2 separate regions of the Mus musculus genome follow, and region 1 is linked to region 2. A link is a loop called in an ENCODE intact Hi-C map of the cell type or tissue named here. Cell type or tissue: gastrocnemius. All regions are shown on one strand. Links, peaks and the distances in the headings refer to the core of each region. The heading gives the core; the rest is flanking DNA.

Region 1 (8,336 bases), core at 10-8,009, 510 kb after region 2:
TTAAGAGTACTTGTTGCTGTTGCAGACAACCAGAGTTTGATTCTTAGCACCCATCCGGTGCTCACAGCCACACATAACCACAGTTCCAGGGGATTCAACAGGCATGCACACGGTACACATACACGTTATTCATACAAAATATTGATGCACGTTAAGTAAAATAAGTAAATCTAAAGAAAGGGAGTTAAAAAAAAGTGTCGATGTGTGTCTATACTTCAGAACAAAAGCGTCTAGGCTGGGTGATGTAGAAAGATCCTTTCTCAAGACACCAACAAAAAGTTTTAAGTACATTGAGCTATAACTCACTCGTGATAAAACACCACAAAAGTGATAATTTGGTCCTAGAAAAGCTGGTTGACTATGCTACAAGAACCAAGGGGCTGGGCAGTCAGTCACCCGAGTACCATTTGCTTCTTATGTTGGTTTGAACTAGGGTCATATGTGTCACAGGCTGTCCTTAACTCAGGGTCCTCCTGCCTCCTTCTCCCAAGTACTGGGGTTATAGGTGTGTACAACCATGCCCAGCTTTGTTTTTGTGTTTTTTGAGACAATGTCTTACTATGGAGCCCCCGCTGGTCTAGAACTCCCTACTTGGATCAGGCTAGCCTTGAACTTGCATTGATTCTCCTACATCTGTTATCTGAGTGCTGGGATCACAGATTTAAGTCACCACCCTTGACTCGAACATTTTTGTTTTTAAAACATTTTATTTATATCTATGAGTGTTTTGCCTGCATGTGTGCCTGTATACCACATGTGTGCCTGGTACAGATTCCAGAAGAGAGAATATAAACCCAGGAGATAGGTTCACTTAGAACTCTCTATAGAATAAACTGGTCTCAGACTTGTGGTGATCCTCCTGTTTCCATCTCCTGAGGGGGTGGAAGGTGAATGTTACTACACCGGCCTCTAGATTTTATTGATCTGCTTACTTTTGAGACAGCCATACTTTACTTTATTCATAGCCCAGGCTGACTTCAAACTCCCTATGTGCCGTCCTGAACTAGCCTTGAATGAAAGAGCCTGCTGTCTAACTCTCTGGAGCACAGGGAACGAGTGTGTGCCATCACAGTAGGCTGCACCGCCACGATCTCTTACCCTTCCATGGTGGGGAGAACCTGCTGTGTCCACCCAGCTCCAGGTGTAGGACATTACTCCAGGGGTCTCCAGGCAATGGACCCTGGACTAAGTTATGCCCTCTCCCCTTCAGAATAGTGAGGAGCTGGCCCGAAAGGGCCACCTGATGGGGATGAAGCCCATGGTCCGGATCAACTACATGTACTCAGTCAATTTCTACCGTTGGGAGATGGAAAATTTGCAGATTCTGATGGAGGCTGCTCCAATGCGCAGCACAGGTGGGCCAAACTGCTTGATGGTGGTGGGTGGGTGTGGGAGTGTCTGGGGAGTGCCCTGAGCCCACCTGGACTTCTGGCAGTCTCCTAATACCTCTCTCTTGCCTGTGCCCCATCCAACCATCAGGGTACTGCCCGGCAGAGGCCATGTGCATCCTGAACTGGTACACACCCATGCCCTTTAAAAACGGCTCCGTGGTCTCCTCAGTGGACATCTATACCAATGGTATAGGGCCCTTCATACCCAAGAAAAGGTGCTGTTTCTGGTAGTGGGCACACTCAGAGGAAAGGCAACCCCCAGAATCCCAAAGGAAGCAGGGGAAGCAAAAGGGAGGTGGCAGGGAAAGGTGGCTGTGAGCTGGGAGGGTCCCCTGAGATGGCATTCCTCACTGGAACCTGCTTGCAGGTTCTATGTGAATATGAATGGCTTCTTGAAGAGAGATGCAAGTGGTAAATCCTTATTCGCCATAGGATATGAGGTGAGGGCTGCCAACTGGGATAATACAGGAAGTGGACACACATTGTCTTCAAACCTCCAAACCAACACAGATCCATTTCATTTGCAGGGCACTTTCTTGATCTCTGGGCCCCAGGTGCCATTTGTTCTAACAGTACCTTGGAGTTCCTCTTTCAGGGTATATATGGAGAAGGAGAGGTGCTTACACACACACACACACACACACACACACACACACACAGCCTCCCCCCGTGCTAGAGTCTGAAGAGCACTTTCCAGGTAAACACAGGGTGATAGCTAGCCCATCCCCGTTGCCTCATTGGATTTTGTATAGATTTTTTAAAATTACATTATTTTGTATGTGCTTATACCATGATATGCATGTGGAGGTCAGAGGACAGCTTTTAGGAGCCTGTTTTCTTTCCACCATGTGGAATTGCCTGGGATTGAACTCAAAGACATTAGACTTGGCAGCAGGAGCCATTGCCTGCCAGACCATCTCACAGGTTCCTGTGTAGTGTTTTATAACAAGGTGTCAGTAAACCTGGCAGTGGTCTCATTATACAGACCAGGCAAGCTTTGTGAGACTCCTGCCTCAGCCTCCCAAGTACTAGTCCTAGATTGGGGCACCAAGCCAGGCCTACAGATCATTTTAACTTTTCTAACTCATTTCTCTATTTTGTGGTGGAGGACACACACGGGGCACATACATGGAAGTGAGAAGACAACTTTCAGGAGTTGATTCTCTGTTTCTATCATTAAACTCAGGACATCAAGCTTGGTGGCAAGTGTCTTTTACCCACCAAGCCAGCTCACATGCTGTGTATATGCACTTCAAAGACAAGAACACTGAGGCTCCAATTTCCTACCTCCTGTCAGAGAGATCCCCAGAGAAAGTGACCTCAAACCATTCTTCATGATTCCCACACCCATATTCCAGTGTGAGTGTTTTGTATGAGAGTGTGCGTGTTTATGCAAGGGGCAGGGGAGACCATGTGTGTGCGCGTGTGTGTGCGTGTGTTGAGGATTGAACTCAGGTCCTCATACATGCTAGACCAGCCACATCACCACTGAGCTAAATCCAGAGCCCTGCAGCCATGTTCTGAGCATGCTATGCATTTACCCAGCTAGCAAATGCTTCCCTTGCTAGAGGGACTTGCTAGGAATGCACCTCACTTCAAAAGTAGGGGGCATGAAAGATGGAAAGGGAATGAAGAGGCCGCTGCTGTAAAATCCCTGGAGTGAGCTGAATGTAAGGAAGAGGCTGGGATTGGGTTAGAGAGGAGCCATCGAGTGCAGGAGAATGGGGTTAGGGAGGTGACAGCAAGCAGCAGAGGCTTTGTAGTCAGATGAGAACGTTGGCTGTGGCAGAGATGGAGGTACAGTCAGGTAAGTGAGGGCTGAATGGCGTTTCTGTTTTCCTGACAGAGCCTTGTTCTGAAGTCGAGTCACTTTAGGCTTTCAAAATCAAGACCCCTGTGGTACACTGTGAACCATGCCCCCGTGTTCATCCTTGGAGGCTTTTATGATGAAAAGGCCATCCTGTTCTCAGATTCTAATTTCCAGGACTATGTTCTCTTGGAGGTGAGTGATAGCAGGCAGATTCAGGCTTGGCTTTCTGGGCAGTGCTGGGTCTTAGACCCTGAAGGGGGTCTGGGACTACAGAATTGGACTTCAAAGATATGCCAGTGTACAGCAACAGGGCTTGAAGAAAAATTTTACTGCTAAGAAGCATAGGTTCAAATATATATATATATACATATATATATATATTTTTTTTTTTTAAAGACACTTCTTGGGGCATGGGCTGGAGAGATGGGTAGGAGGCTGAGATCACTGGCTGTTTTTCCAGACAATCTGGGTTCAAGTCCCAGCATCCACATGGCAGCTCACAACCTCCTGTAACTCAAACTGCAGGGAATCTGGTGCCTCTGGCCTCCACAGGCACTGTCACTCCGACACAAACTCTCTCTCTCTCTCTTTCATACATACACACAGAGATACATAGTTTAAATTATATATATATATGTATATATATGTGTGTGTGTATGTATATATATGTGTGTGTGTGTATGTATATATATATATAAGGTTTAATTATTTCAGTGTTTATGAGTACACTGTAGCTGTACAGATGATTTTGTACAGCTTTCATGTGGTTGTTGGAAATTGAATTTTAGTACCTCTGCTAGCTCCTGTCAACCCCATTCACTCCGGTCAGCCTCGCACACTCTGGTCAACTCCACTTGCTAAGTCCCTGCTCGCTCTGGCCCAAAGATTGATATATAAGTACACTGTAGACACTGACACCCTTCTTCTGACGTGTCTGAAGGACGTCAGATCTCGACAGGTGGTTGTGAGCCACCATATGGTTGCTGGGATTTCAACTCAGGACCTTCAGGGTCAATGCTCTTACCCATTGAGCCATCTCACCAGCACCATGAAATATATTTTTAAAAGTTATTGGTTATAGTGCAGTGGTGGCATACACCTTTAATCCCAGCACTTGGAAGGCAGAGGCAGGCGGATTTCTGAGTCCAAAGCCAGCATGGTCTACAGAGTGAGTTTTAGGACAGTCAGGGCTACACAGAGAAACCCTGTCTCAAAAAACCAGAAAAAAACAAACAAGTTATTGGTCAATTATATTTTTGTTATTGTTTTATTTTGTTAAGACAGGGTCATATGTCAGGCAGTGGTGGTATACACCTTGAAGCCCAACACTTGGGAGGCAGAGGCAGGCAGATCCCGAGTTCCAGGCCAACCTGGTCTACAGAGTGAGTTCCAGGATAGCCAGGGCTACACAGAGAAACCCTGTCTCAAAACAAACAAAACACAAAACGCCCAGGTCTTCCTATGCAACCTTGGCTAGCCTAGAGCCTGATATATAGATCAGACTGACTTGGATCTCGTGGAGATCCACCTGCCTCTGCCTCCCCAGTGCTGGGATTAAAGTTGGTTCTCCATCATGCCTGGTCTCGATATTTAATACATAGATAAATGTTACATATACAGATATGGGAAGGAGAGATGATTGAAAAATTAAAGGCACTGGCTTCTCTTGTAGAGGACACCGGTTTGATTTCTAGCCTGCTATGATGGCTTATACCTGTCTGTAACTCCAGTTCCCAAGAATCAACAGTCCTCATGTGGCTACCCCAGGCACCAGACTTAAATACATCAGGGAGTCCACCTACACATACAAAAAAGAAATATATATGTAAATACACATATATGTGCATGTATACACATATATATGAGAGAGTCAGGAAGACAGGCAGAGACAGAGACAGAGGGAGAAGAGCCAAGGATAGTGGTGCACGTTTTTCATCCCAGCACTCAAGAGGTAGAGGCAGGCAGATCTCTGTGAGTTTGAGACCAGCCTGATCTTGATTTACATAAAAAGTTCACAGCTAACCCAGGCAACATAGTAACACTCTTTATAAAAAAGACACACCCGCGCACGTGTACACACACACACACACACACACACACACACACACACACACACACGGCTGGAAAGGTGGCTCCACAGTTAAGAGCACTGGCCTGGTGCCTACAGATGCCAGAAGAGGGCACTGGATCCCCTCTAACTAGAGTAAGAGTTGTGAGCCCCCAAGTAGATGTTCGGTATGGAACCTGGGTCCTCTTGAAGAACAACCAGTGCTCTTAACCACTAAGCCATCTCTCCAGGTTCAACATGGACTATTTTTTTTTTTTATCCATGGGAGCAGAACTCCGACATGGGCAGAGGGACTGTTGAACACATTGTACACTGTTTAGCTCCAGGTTGTGTACAATGCTCAGAACTTGGGTAGTGTGCCTATCTGAGCAGTTAGACCAGCATGGATACCCAAGGCAGAACTCAGAGGCTGAGGTCTCACACTGTCTCACACATTATTCTCTGCTCCCCTGCAGCTGAGTATTGACAGTTGCTGGGTCGGCTCCTTCTACTGTCCCATTCTTGGCTTCTCAGCCACCATCCATGACGCCATTGCCACCGAGAGCACACTCTTCATTCGACAGAACCAGCTTGTCTACTATTTCACAGGCACCTACAGCACGCTCTTTGACAAAAGCCATGGCAGTAGTGAGTACACTGGGCTGGGGGTAGGGGGCAGGAGGCATGTGGGTGTCAGAGAAACAAAACCAAGAAGGATATTGACCAGAAAGGAAAAAGTCCAGGCATTACCATGGTGTACACCTTTCATCCCAAAACCTGGGAGACAGAGGCAGGGGCATCAGGAGCTTATGGTCACCCCTAGCTACATAACCTGTTTGAGGTGAATCTGGGCTACATGAGACTCTGGAGAGGCGGGAGCACACACATGGGTAGGGACGTTGCCAACCTCTAATCCTAGCACTTGAGATGATCTAGTTCAGGGCAATCATGGGATTTGTATGTATGAATTAGGTCCCAGAGAGCCTGGGACACTGAGTGAGAACTGGTTCAAGCCACTCCCTCTGAGATGGAGGAGAGGCCAAAACAAACCAGGAGAGGTGGGGCGCACCTGTGGGTTGGCTTACCAGACCCAGAAGCCCATGAGCACTTGGCTTCAGACAGATGTCTATCCAGGTACTTGTTGTAACTCTTGATCTCCTTGCTAAGCTTGGTGATTCCTACCCACACCCAGACCCAGAGAGTCACACATCTTTTGGCTAGTGGCTGCATGATGGCAGGGCCTCTGACTTGCCTCAATCTGTCCAACACACAGTTCAGAACCAAGGGAACAAAAGAAGGGGTAGCCCATCTAGACCTCACAAACAGCCCCAGTAGAATGGTACATACATGGGGGGGGGCAGTGGGTGTTGGGGAGAAAACCCACATTCCGCCAGAGTTCTGGTGCTCTGTGCGGCAGACACAGAAGGAGTGCTGCATGCTTTCCACATTGGCTTTCCACATAGCCCCGTGTTGGTGTCTCCCTGTGTGAAGCCACTAAGCCCCAGCTCAGTAGGTAGTGGACAAAGGGCAGTTCTAGATACCATGTTCTTAGTCTAGGGCATCCCACACTAGATACTGTGGGAGAACTGAGAACACAATGGGGGCCCTGGGGTCAGCTCTGGAGCCGAAGGGAGAAGAAGGTGGGTGTGTGTGGGTGTGCGGTGTGTGGTTCCCATGGGAGTGAGAGTCCTTGGTCCAGACTGTGGCTGGAGCACAGGATGGCCTTCTGGCAGGAGGTTAGACACGGCTCCTTAGGGGAAAGCCTATCCCATTGCTCAAGAACAGTGGGCATTGATGAGCAGAGACAGTCTGTGGTTTTAGAGCTTTATTGTAGAACGGCAGGGAGAAAGAGGAAGGTAGAAAGAGGGAGTGAAGCTGGCCATGGCCATGTGAAGAGAGGGGGGAAGGAGAGAGAAGGAGGGCTAGAGAGTAAGAAAGGTGAGAGTTTAAGAGAGCGAGGAGGGGCCAAGCAGCTCCTTTTATAGAGGGTTGGACCATCTTGCTGTTGCCAAATAACTATGGAGAGGAGCATACCTGGCTATGGTCAGGTAACTCTGGGGTGGTGTCTAGCCGGAATGCCTGGAGCTTGAGACATTGCCTGCTTAACTGATAGTCACACATCTCTCCTGTGGGGGCTGTGGGAGTGGTAACTTCTACAGGATCCAGGGGTCCAGGAGACATGATCAAACACCTTTAGTCCCATATAGGTGGAAATCACCACCTATCAGGTCCCCCAGGGTTCTAGATATTTGCTCGACTGGAGACCAGGCTGCCTGTACCCAGCCCACTGCCCCACACATACCAGATACCACACTGCAGCATTAAGGAAGGCAGCAGCTGGAAGCTGGCCTATTTGAGAGCATTCTGGGCTATATATGGAGTTTGAGGGCCAGCCAGAGCTACATTGTTCAAACCCTGTCTCATAAAACCAAAGCCAGTCATAGCATGCTAGAATTCAGGGGTAGAGGATAGAATGGGGATGGGGTGTTGTTACAAAAGTGACAGGTGTTGTTCTCAAGTCTCCCCAGCTCCACAAAGACATGTTGCTCCAGGCTAAGAGGACAGGTAGCAGGCTCTGTAAGACCCACAAGGAAAGGGTTGGGATTCAGGCCCCATTTTGACCAACCTGGTTTTGAGTCCCATGCTTGTCCCCCCAGGCAGATGGGTTCGTGTCCTGCCTAGCGAGTGCATCAAGAGACTGTGCCCGGTGTATTTCAGTGGCAATGGTTCTGAGTACGTCCTAGCCCTCACCACTGGCAAGAATGAGGGTTATATTCACATCGGGACCATCACAGGTAAAAGCCATGTCTTCTGAATACTCAGGAAAGAATTTTCTACACTCTCACCTAGGGCTCCTATTCCTTGCCATGTGTCCTCAGGAGAGGTGGCAGGCTCAAAGTTGTTCTGTATGTATGGAAATGGGTATGCTTGCTGCTAAGCCTGAGGACTTGAATTCAGTCCCTGGGACCCACATGAAGAAAGAAAAGAGCCAAATCCCACAGGGTGCCCCTCTAACCCACACATATGTGCACAGCATGTAGGGATTTGGGGCCATCCTGGTCTATGTAGGGAATTCCAGGATAGCTAG
Region 2 (8,336 bases), core at 90-8,089:
AACTCCACTAGCTTAGTCTCTGCTCGCTCTGGCCCAAAGATTGATGTATTATTATACATAAATACACTGTAGCTATCTTAAGACACACCAGAAGTGGGCAACAGATCTCAAGACGGGTGGTTGTGAGCCACTTTGTGGTTGCTGGGATTTGAACTTAGGACCTTCAGGGGAGTAGTCAGTGCTCTTACCCATTGAGCAATCTCACCAGCACCATGAAATATATTTTTAAAAGTCATTGGTCAATTATATTTTTGTTATTGTTTTATTTTGTTAAGACAGGGTCAGAGATGGCTCAGCATGTAAGAGCACCCAACTGATCTTTTGAAGGTCCTTAGTTCAAATCCCAGCAACCACATGGTGGCTCACAACCATCCGTAAGGAGATCTGACTCCCTCATCTGGAGCATCTAAAGACAGCTACAGTGTATTTATAATAAATAAATAAATAAATAAATAAATAAATAAATCTTACCATAAAAAGACATGGTCATATGTCAGGCAGTGGTGGTATACACCTTGAAGCCCAGCACTTGGGAGGCAGAGGCAGGCAGATCCCTGAGTTCGAAGCCAGCCTGGTCTACAGAGTGAGTTCCAGGAGAGTGAGAGCTACAGAGAGAAACCCTGTCTCAAAACAAACAAAACACAAAAGCCAATGTGTTACTATGCAACCTTGGCTAGCCTAGAGTCTGATATATAGATTAAGCTGACTTGAATCTTATAGAGATCCACCTGCCTCTGCCTCCCCAATGCTGGGATTAAAGTTGGTTCTCCATCATGCCTAGTCTCAACATTTAATACATAGATAAATGTTACATATATAGATATGGGATGGAGGATGATTGTAAAATTAAGAGCACTGGCTTCTCTTCTAGAGGACATCGGTTTGATTTCTAGCCCGCCATGATGGCTTATACCTGTCTGTAACTCCACTTCACAAGAATCAACAGTCCTCATGTGGCTACCCAAGGCACCAGACTTAAATATATCAGGGAGTCCACCTATACATACAAAAAATGAAATATATATGTAAATACACATATATGTGCATGTATACACACATATATGAGAGAGTCAGGAAGACAGGCAGAGACAGAGACAGAGGGAGAAGAGCCAGGGATAGTGGTGCACGTTTTTGATCCCAGCACTCAAGAGGTAGAGGCAGGCAGATCTCTGTGAGTTTGAGACCAGCCTGATCTTGATTTACATAAAAAGTTCAAGGCTAACCCAGGCAACATAGTAACACTCTTTATAAAAAATACACACCCTCGTGGGCATGCAAGTGTGCGCACACAGACACACACACAGACACACACGGCTGGAAAGGTGGCTCGACAGTTAAGAGCACTGGCCTGGTGCGTACAGATGCCAGAAGAGGGCACTGGATCCCCTCTAACTAGAGTTAGAGAGAGTTGTGAGCCCCCAAGTAGATGTTGGGAATCAAACCTGGGTCCTCTTGAAGAACAATCAGTCCTCTTAACCACTAAGCCATCTCTCCAGGTTCAACATGGACTATTTTTTTTTATCCATGGGAGCAGAACTCCGACATGGGCAGAGGGACTGTTAAACACATTGTACACTGTTTAGCTCCAGGTTGTGTACAATGCTCAGAACTTGGGTAGTATGCTTATCTGAGCAGTTAGACCAGCATGGATACCCAAGGCAGAACTCAGAGGCTGAGGTCTCACACTGTCTCACACATTATTCTCTGCTCCCCTGCAGCTGAGTATTGACAGTTGCTGGGTCGGCTCCTTCTACTGTCCCATTCTTGGCTTCTCAGCCACCATCCATGACGCCATTGCCACCGAGAGCACGCTCTTCATTCGACAGAACCAGCTTGTCTACTATTTCACAGGCACCTACATCACACTCTTCGACAAAAGCCATGGCAGCAGTGAGTACACTGGACTTGGGGTAGGGGGCAGGAGGCATGTGGGTGTCAGAGAAACAAAACCAAGAAGGATATTGACCAGAAAGGAAAAAGTCCAGGCATTACCATGGTGTACACCTTTCATCCCAAAACCTGGGAGACAGAGGCAGGGGCATCAGGAGCTTATGGTCACCCCTAGCTACATAACCTGTTTGAGGTGAATCTGGGCTACATGAGACTCTGGAGAGGCGGGAGCACACACATGGGTAGGGACGTTGCCAACCTCTAATCCTAGCACTTGAGATGATCTAGTTCAGGGCAATCGTGGGGTATGTATGTATGAATTAGGTCCCAGAGAGCCTGGGACACTGAGTGAGAACTGGTTCAAGCCACTCCCTCTGGGATGGAGGAGAGGGCAAAACAAACCAGGAGAGGTGGGGCGCACCTGTGGGTTGGCTTACCAGACCCAGAAGCCCATGAGCACTTGGCTTCAGACAGATGTCTATCCAGGTACTCGCTGTAACTCTTGGTCTCCTTGCTAAGCTTGGTGATTCCTACCCACACCCAGACCCAGAGAGTCACACATCTTTTGGCTAGTGGCTGCATGATGGCAGGGCCTCTGACTTGCCTCAGTCTGTCCAACACACAGTTCAGAACCAAGGGAACAAAAGAAGGGGTAGCCCATCTAGACCTCACAAACAGCCCCAGTAGAGTGGTACATACATGGGAGGAAATAGCTGTGGGGAAAGAGGGAGTGGGAGAAAACCGTGTTCTGCCAGAGTTCTGGTGCTCTGAGTGGGCAGATGCAGAAGGACTGCCACATGCTTTCCACATAACCCCAGGTTGGTGTCTGGCTGCGGGAAGCCACTAAACCCCAGCTTGGCGTGTGGTGGACAAGGGGTAGCCCCAGGTACCACATTCTCAATCTCAGGCATCCCACGCTGGATACTGTGGAAGAGCTGAGAACAGAATGGGGGCCCCAGGACGGCTTGGTCAGCCCCAGAGCCAAAGGGAGGAGAGGGCAGAGAGAGAGGGGGCGCTGTGTGGTTCCTATGTGGGTGAGAGTCCTTGGTCCAGACTGTGGCTGGAGCACAGGATGGCCTTCTGGCAGGAGGTTAGACGCAGCTCCTTAGGGGAAAGCCTATCCCATCGCTCAAGCACAGCAGGCATTGATGAGCAGAGACAGTCTATGGTTTTAGAGCTTTATTGTAGAATGGCAGGGAGAAAGAGAGAAGGTAAAAAGAGGGAGAGAGGCCAGCCATGGCCATGTGGTGAGAGGGGGGAAGGAGAGAGAGAAGGAGGGCTAGAGAGTAAGAAAGGTGAGTTTAAGAGTACGAGGGGGGGCCAAGCGGATCCTTTTATAGGCCGGACCATCTTGCTTTTGCCAAGTAACTATGGAGAGGATCATACCTGGTTATGGTCAGGTAACTGTGGGGGTAGTGTCTAGCCAGAATGCCCGGAGCTTGGGACATTGTCTGCTTGACTGCTAGTCACACATCTCTCCTGTGGGGGCTGTGGGAGTGGTAACTTCAACAGGGTCCAGGAGTCCAGGAGACATGATCGAACACCTTCCGTCTCATGTTGGTGGAAATCACCATCCATCAGGACCCTGGGGTTCTAGATATTGCTTGATTGGAGACCAGGCTGTCTCTGCCCAGCCCACTGCCCCACACATACCAGATACCACACTGCAGCATTGAGGAATGCAGCAGCTGGAAGCTGGCCTATTTGAGAGCAGCCTGGGTTATATATGGAGTTAGAGGCCAGCCAGAGATACAGTGTTAAAGCCCTGTCTCATAAAACCAAAGCCAGTCATAGCACGTTAGAATTCAAGAGTAGAGGATGGAATGGGGGTGGGGTGTTGTTACAAAAGTGACAGGTGTTGCTCTGGAGTCTCCCCAGCTCTACAAAGACATGTTGCTCCAGGCTAAGAGGACAGGTAGCAGGGTCTGTAAGACCCAGAAGGAAAGGTTTGGGGTTCAGGCCCCATTTTGACCAACCTGGTTTTGAGTCCCCATGTTTGCCCCCCAGGCAGATGGGTTCGTGTCCTGCCTAGCGAGTGCATTAAGAGACTGTGCCCGGTGTATGCCAGTGGCAATGGTTCTGAGTACGTCCTAGCCCTCACCACTGGCAAGAATGAGGGTTATATTCACATCGGGACCATCACAGGTAAAAGCCATGTCTTCTGAATACTCAGGAAAGAATTTTCTACATTCTCACCTAGGGCTCCTATTCCTTGCCATGTGTCCTCAGGAGAGGTGGCAGGCTCAAAGTTGTTCTGTATGTATGGAAATGGGTATGCTTGCTGCTAAGCCTGAGGACTTGAATTCAGTCCCTGGGACCCACATGAAGAAAGAAAAGAGCCAAATCCCACAGGGTGCCCCTCTAACCCACACATATGTGCACAGCATGTAGGGATTTGGGGCCATCCTGGTCTATGTAGGGAATTCCAGGATAGCTAGGGTTACATAGTGAGGCCTTCTCTCAAAAAAAAAAAAAAAAAAAATAGGGGAAGGACCAGAGAGATGGCTCAGAGGCTGAGGGCACTGGCTGCTCCTCAGTTCCTAATCACATTCCAGGGGATCTGATGGTCTCCATTGGCCTCCTCCAACACCAAGCACTCAGGTAGTACATATACATATAGGCATGCAAACACACACACACACAAAGGGGATCATAACAATGCTATTTGTGTGCTCACATGCAGTATTAGTCAGGACTACCACATTTCTTGGTAGTCAAGAGGTCATACAACAGAGGCAGGCACGGCCTTCCTCATTCCATGTTCTCATGCCACATCATTTACTTGGTTGTTTTTGAGACAGGATCTTAGCATGTAACTTACTCTCTTGGAACTCACTATGTTGAGTAAGCTAGCTTCAAATCTATAATGCTCTCCCAGCCTCTGCCTCTGGAATTAAAGGCCTGCACTGATAGTCAGGGATCCCACCAAGATACTCAGTTTCCTGCCAGGATCTGCTAGACTCAGCTGAAAAGATTGTGTGTGTGTGAGTGTGTGTGTTTGTTTGTCTGGGTTTTTTAAAAAAGAGAAAGCATAGCTGATAAGCTGGGCAGTGTTGTTGCACACCTTTAATCTCAGCACTCAGAAGGCAGGGACAGACCCATCTCTGATTTAGAGGCCAGCCTGGTGGACAGAGTGAGTTCCAGGACAGCCAGGGCTCTATAGAGAAACCCTGTCTGGAAAAACAAACGAAAAAGAATAGTTGATGAGTCCCTGTAAACAAATCACATATTGACAACCATATGTAACACAGGTACTCCCACTGCCACCTGCCTGCTCCATGGAACCCTAGATCTGTGGCTTTCACCAAGTAACAGGAGTTACACACACTTTCCCATCTGTAAAATGGGACCAGATGACAGTACTGTAGTATTTGGTGGGGGGGTTATAATATAGAGATCAAATAATTTCCACATGGTAGAAAGAGGAAGACTCCCAAAAGCTGTCCTCTGTTGCTGAAGAATGTGCATGTGAATGCACACATACACATACATGTTGACATAGAGTATACATAATAAGTGCAGAGAGGGTAGGCATAACCCTTGGAACTCTAAAGCCGAAGGACCAAGAGCTGGAAGCCATCTTGAACTAAAAAAGACAAACGCAGGGCCAGAGTGTGGCTAAGCATTAGACAGTCTGTATGGAATCTACCAGTAAATGCTAGGTCACCCATTGTGCACCACCACACCTCACTACATCACTTCTAACACCCAGCCACAGGATGCACTCTGACTGGCCTGTATTGGTCACACCTCCATATCTAAAAATGTTTTTGAGACATTAGGTTAAGTGTAGGTCAAGTGTAAAGATGAGAATGCCGGGAGTCAGCCTGAACCCTAGAACCCCTGGACTAAGAGGTTCAAGGTGTGGAGGACCCCGATGGAGTTCTGGTTGGGTAGCATGCCCTACAGGTGCTGGTGGACTAGAAAGGGCCTGAGCGTGGCATCTGACTTGATCCACAGATGGCCTCGTGTCCTTCGAGATGGTGCCAGATGGCTGGTCAGTATGTGAAAAATTACCAGGTACTCATTTTTTTTTTTTGTGTGTGTGTGGGATCTGGAATAGGAGGGTGGTAGGCCTTTGAGAAATGGTGTGAAAGGTTATGGGGATAGCTGGATTCTAGACTGCTGTGGATTTTTCTCTCCCCCAACAGGTAAAAACTGCAGCATCGACTGGGCTACATACATCGCTGATGAGAGGAACCTGCTGTTGTTAGTGAAAATTGACTCTGGGCAATTTTACCTAGTCAACTTTAATACAGGTAAATCAGGTTGCCTGGAGGTCAGGAGGGAACATGCAGGGGTGAGGACTGTCACCATAGGCCCACCCCACACATGCCACTCTTAGATAAGGTGTGCAGTGGGCTGGTGAAGCCAGTGTGTCTAGGACAGAGAGAAGAGGACAAGGTGGAAGCCTGCAGACCGAACAGAACTACATCAGGGAGGGCCCTGTAGTCCACAAGGAGATTCAGTTTTATGTTCCTTTGAGATAAAAACTGTCTCAAAAATGACAATAGAGGAGGAATCCCCAAGTGGACACCCAGTGTGTATATACACATATTTGCAGTTTGATATTCTATGTCAGCAAGGTGGCTCAGTGGGTACAGGCACTTGCCACCAAAAGTGATAACCTAAGCTCAATTCTCAAGACCCACATGATAGAAAGAGGAAGACTCCCAAAAGCTGTCCTCTGTTGCTGAAGAATGCGCATGTGAATGCACGCATACACATACATAATGACATAGAGTATATATAATAAGTTAAGGAAAATATTCTATGTTAAATGGAAAATCACTAGGTCCTTTATGGTGGGTGGGAATTGTTTTGTTTGTTTGTTTGTTTGTTTGTTTTTGTGTTTTGAGACAAGGTTGTATTGTGTAGCCCTTGCTCGCCCAGAACTCCCCTTGTAGACCAAGCTGTCTTCCAACGCTCAAAAGATTCACATGCCCCAGTTCCGAGTGCTGGGATTAAATAGTCACCTTGCTCAGTTGACAGCAGAGTCACATATAAAGCTTGGAGAATAGTAACTCTGACTTTGCTTACAGATATTGTGAGATTAGGGTTTCAAGAGAGTTCTTCAGGTTTCTGGGTGCTGTTTTCTTATCTCTAGAGTTCAAGACTCTGAATATCCTCTACAAAATACCAGAGTTTATACCGGAAGGTAGGACCAAAGGGCAAGGGTGATTTCCAGGGTGGACAGTGATCAGGAAGAGACCAGGTGAGCACTCTTCTCCTCTCCCCTGCCTCCTCATCTCCTCTGTTGTGGTCAGCTAAGGAACTAGACTTCTTGGTGCTCCTTGATACAGTGACATACACCAACACTCCTATGACACCCAAGGGCTTGTTCTTCAACACATTGAACAACATGTTGTACATCTGGGGCAACTTCATCCTGCAAAGGTAGGTGTAAGCCATCTTCCCAGGGATCCAGGCACACAGATGTGCCTGCAAACACACACATATTTGTTTACATAAATAATTTTAATCTGTTTTTGAGACATGTCTCACCTATGTAGCCCTGGTTGTCCCAGAACTCACTCTGTAGAGCAGGCTGGCCTCAAACTCAAAGTTCTGTCTGGCTCTGCCTCCCTAATGCTGAAACTAAAGGCCTATGCCATAGCTCCCAGTTTTATTTTATTAAATTGTGTGTGTGTGTGTGTGTGTGTGTGTGTGTGTGTTAGTGGTGGTGGTGGTACACACATAGGAGTGCAGGTGTCTGTGGAAGCCAGAAGAGGATGTAGGAAACCCTGGAGCTGGAGTTAATCCAGGCACTAGAGTGGAGCTCAAGGTCTTGCTTAGGTTAGGAAAGTCCTCGGCTGGTAAGCCCTGCCCCTGGACCCTCACTAGTGGACTCTAGATGAGGACTCTGAACAGAATCTTCCCACTCCAGCTCTGGGAGCCCTTTTGTAAAATGAAACTTTTCTGGACGGGACATGTGAGCAATAGAAAGTGTTTTCTGGGATCTACCCTCTTATTCTTCAGGAACCCAGAGGCCCTGTTCATGGACAGTTGGCATCTGCTTTTTCATGATGCACTTGGTTAAAAGAAAGGAACCCAACTCAAAAATCACTTAAGCAGAAAGAATCTACTGTGCATGACTGTTGCATGGAAAGATGAAGGTCTAGCTTCATGCATGACTGGATCCAGGGCTCAAGGGTTTGCCACTAGAGCCCCATTTCTAGGCAAGGTAGTACTTTTACTGTCCTAGGCCAGAAAGCTGAGTCCTGGGGTCCCCCAAAAAGCAGAGATGGGGAGATAGAGGTCCAAGAGCACAAGGACACTCTCTTGCACAGTGGAAGCTAGAGCCACAGTCACAGGGTCACTTTGCTAGTGTTGACAATGCCAGAGAACAAGCAATCTGATTACTTGCTGTATTATGGATGCGATGGGAAAAACAGGTGTTCAGAACACCAGATGTGCCCATGCTCAGAGCCTACTCTCTCTGCCCC

The links. Peaks named below come from ENCODE experiments on the same cell type or tissue, not always from the same donor. Only the 100,000 strongest peaks of a DNase experiment are listed, where the experiment ranks them.
Region 1: a loop joins it to region 2, with 6 times the contacts of the local background. A loop is called at or near these places in 19 of 42 quality-filtered maps.

What each region holds. Positions count from the first base shown.
Region 1 is chr7:29,199,824-29,208,159 of GRCm38, reverse strand. It overlaps Catsperg1 (cation channel sperm associated auxiliary subunit gamma 1), which reads left to right. Exons shown (of 28, transcript NM_001368407.1): 3 at 1,211-1,355; 4 at 1,480-1,606; 5 at 1,759-1,831; 6 at 3,238-3,393; 7 at 5,725-5,896; 8 at 7,906-8,043. Among named protein-coding and RNA genes, the nearest start is that of Catsperg1, 6.9 kb to the left of the region's middle. In gastrocnemius, for the core only: no CTCF peak of the experiment used is centred there; no DNase peak of the experiment used is centred there.
Region 2 is chr7:29,710,540-29,718,875 of GRCm38, reverse strand. It overlaps Catsperg2 (cation channel sperm associated auxiliary subunit gamma 2), which reads left to right. Exons shown (of 29, transcript NM_029714.4): 8 at 1,719-1,890; 9 at 3,898-4,035; 10 at 5,851-5,910; 11 at 6,042-6,149; 12 at 6,998-7,048; 13 at 7,158-7,287. Among named protein-coding and RNA genes, the nearest start is that of Catsperg2, 12 kb to the left of the region's middle. In gastrocnemius, for the core only: no CTCF peak of the experiment used is centred there; no DNase peak of the experiment used is centred there.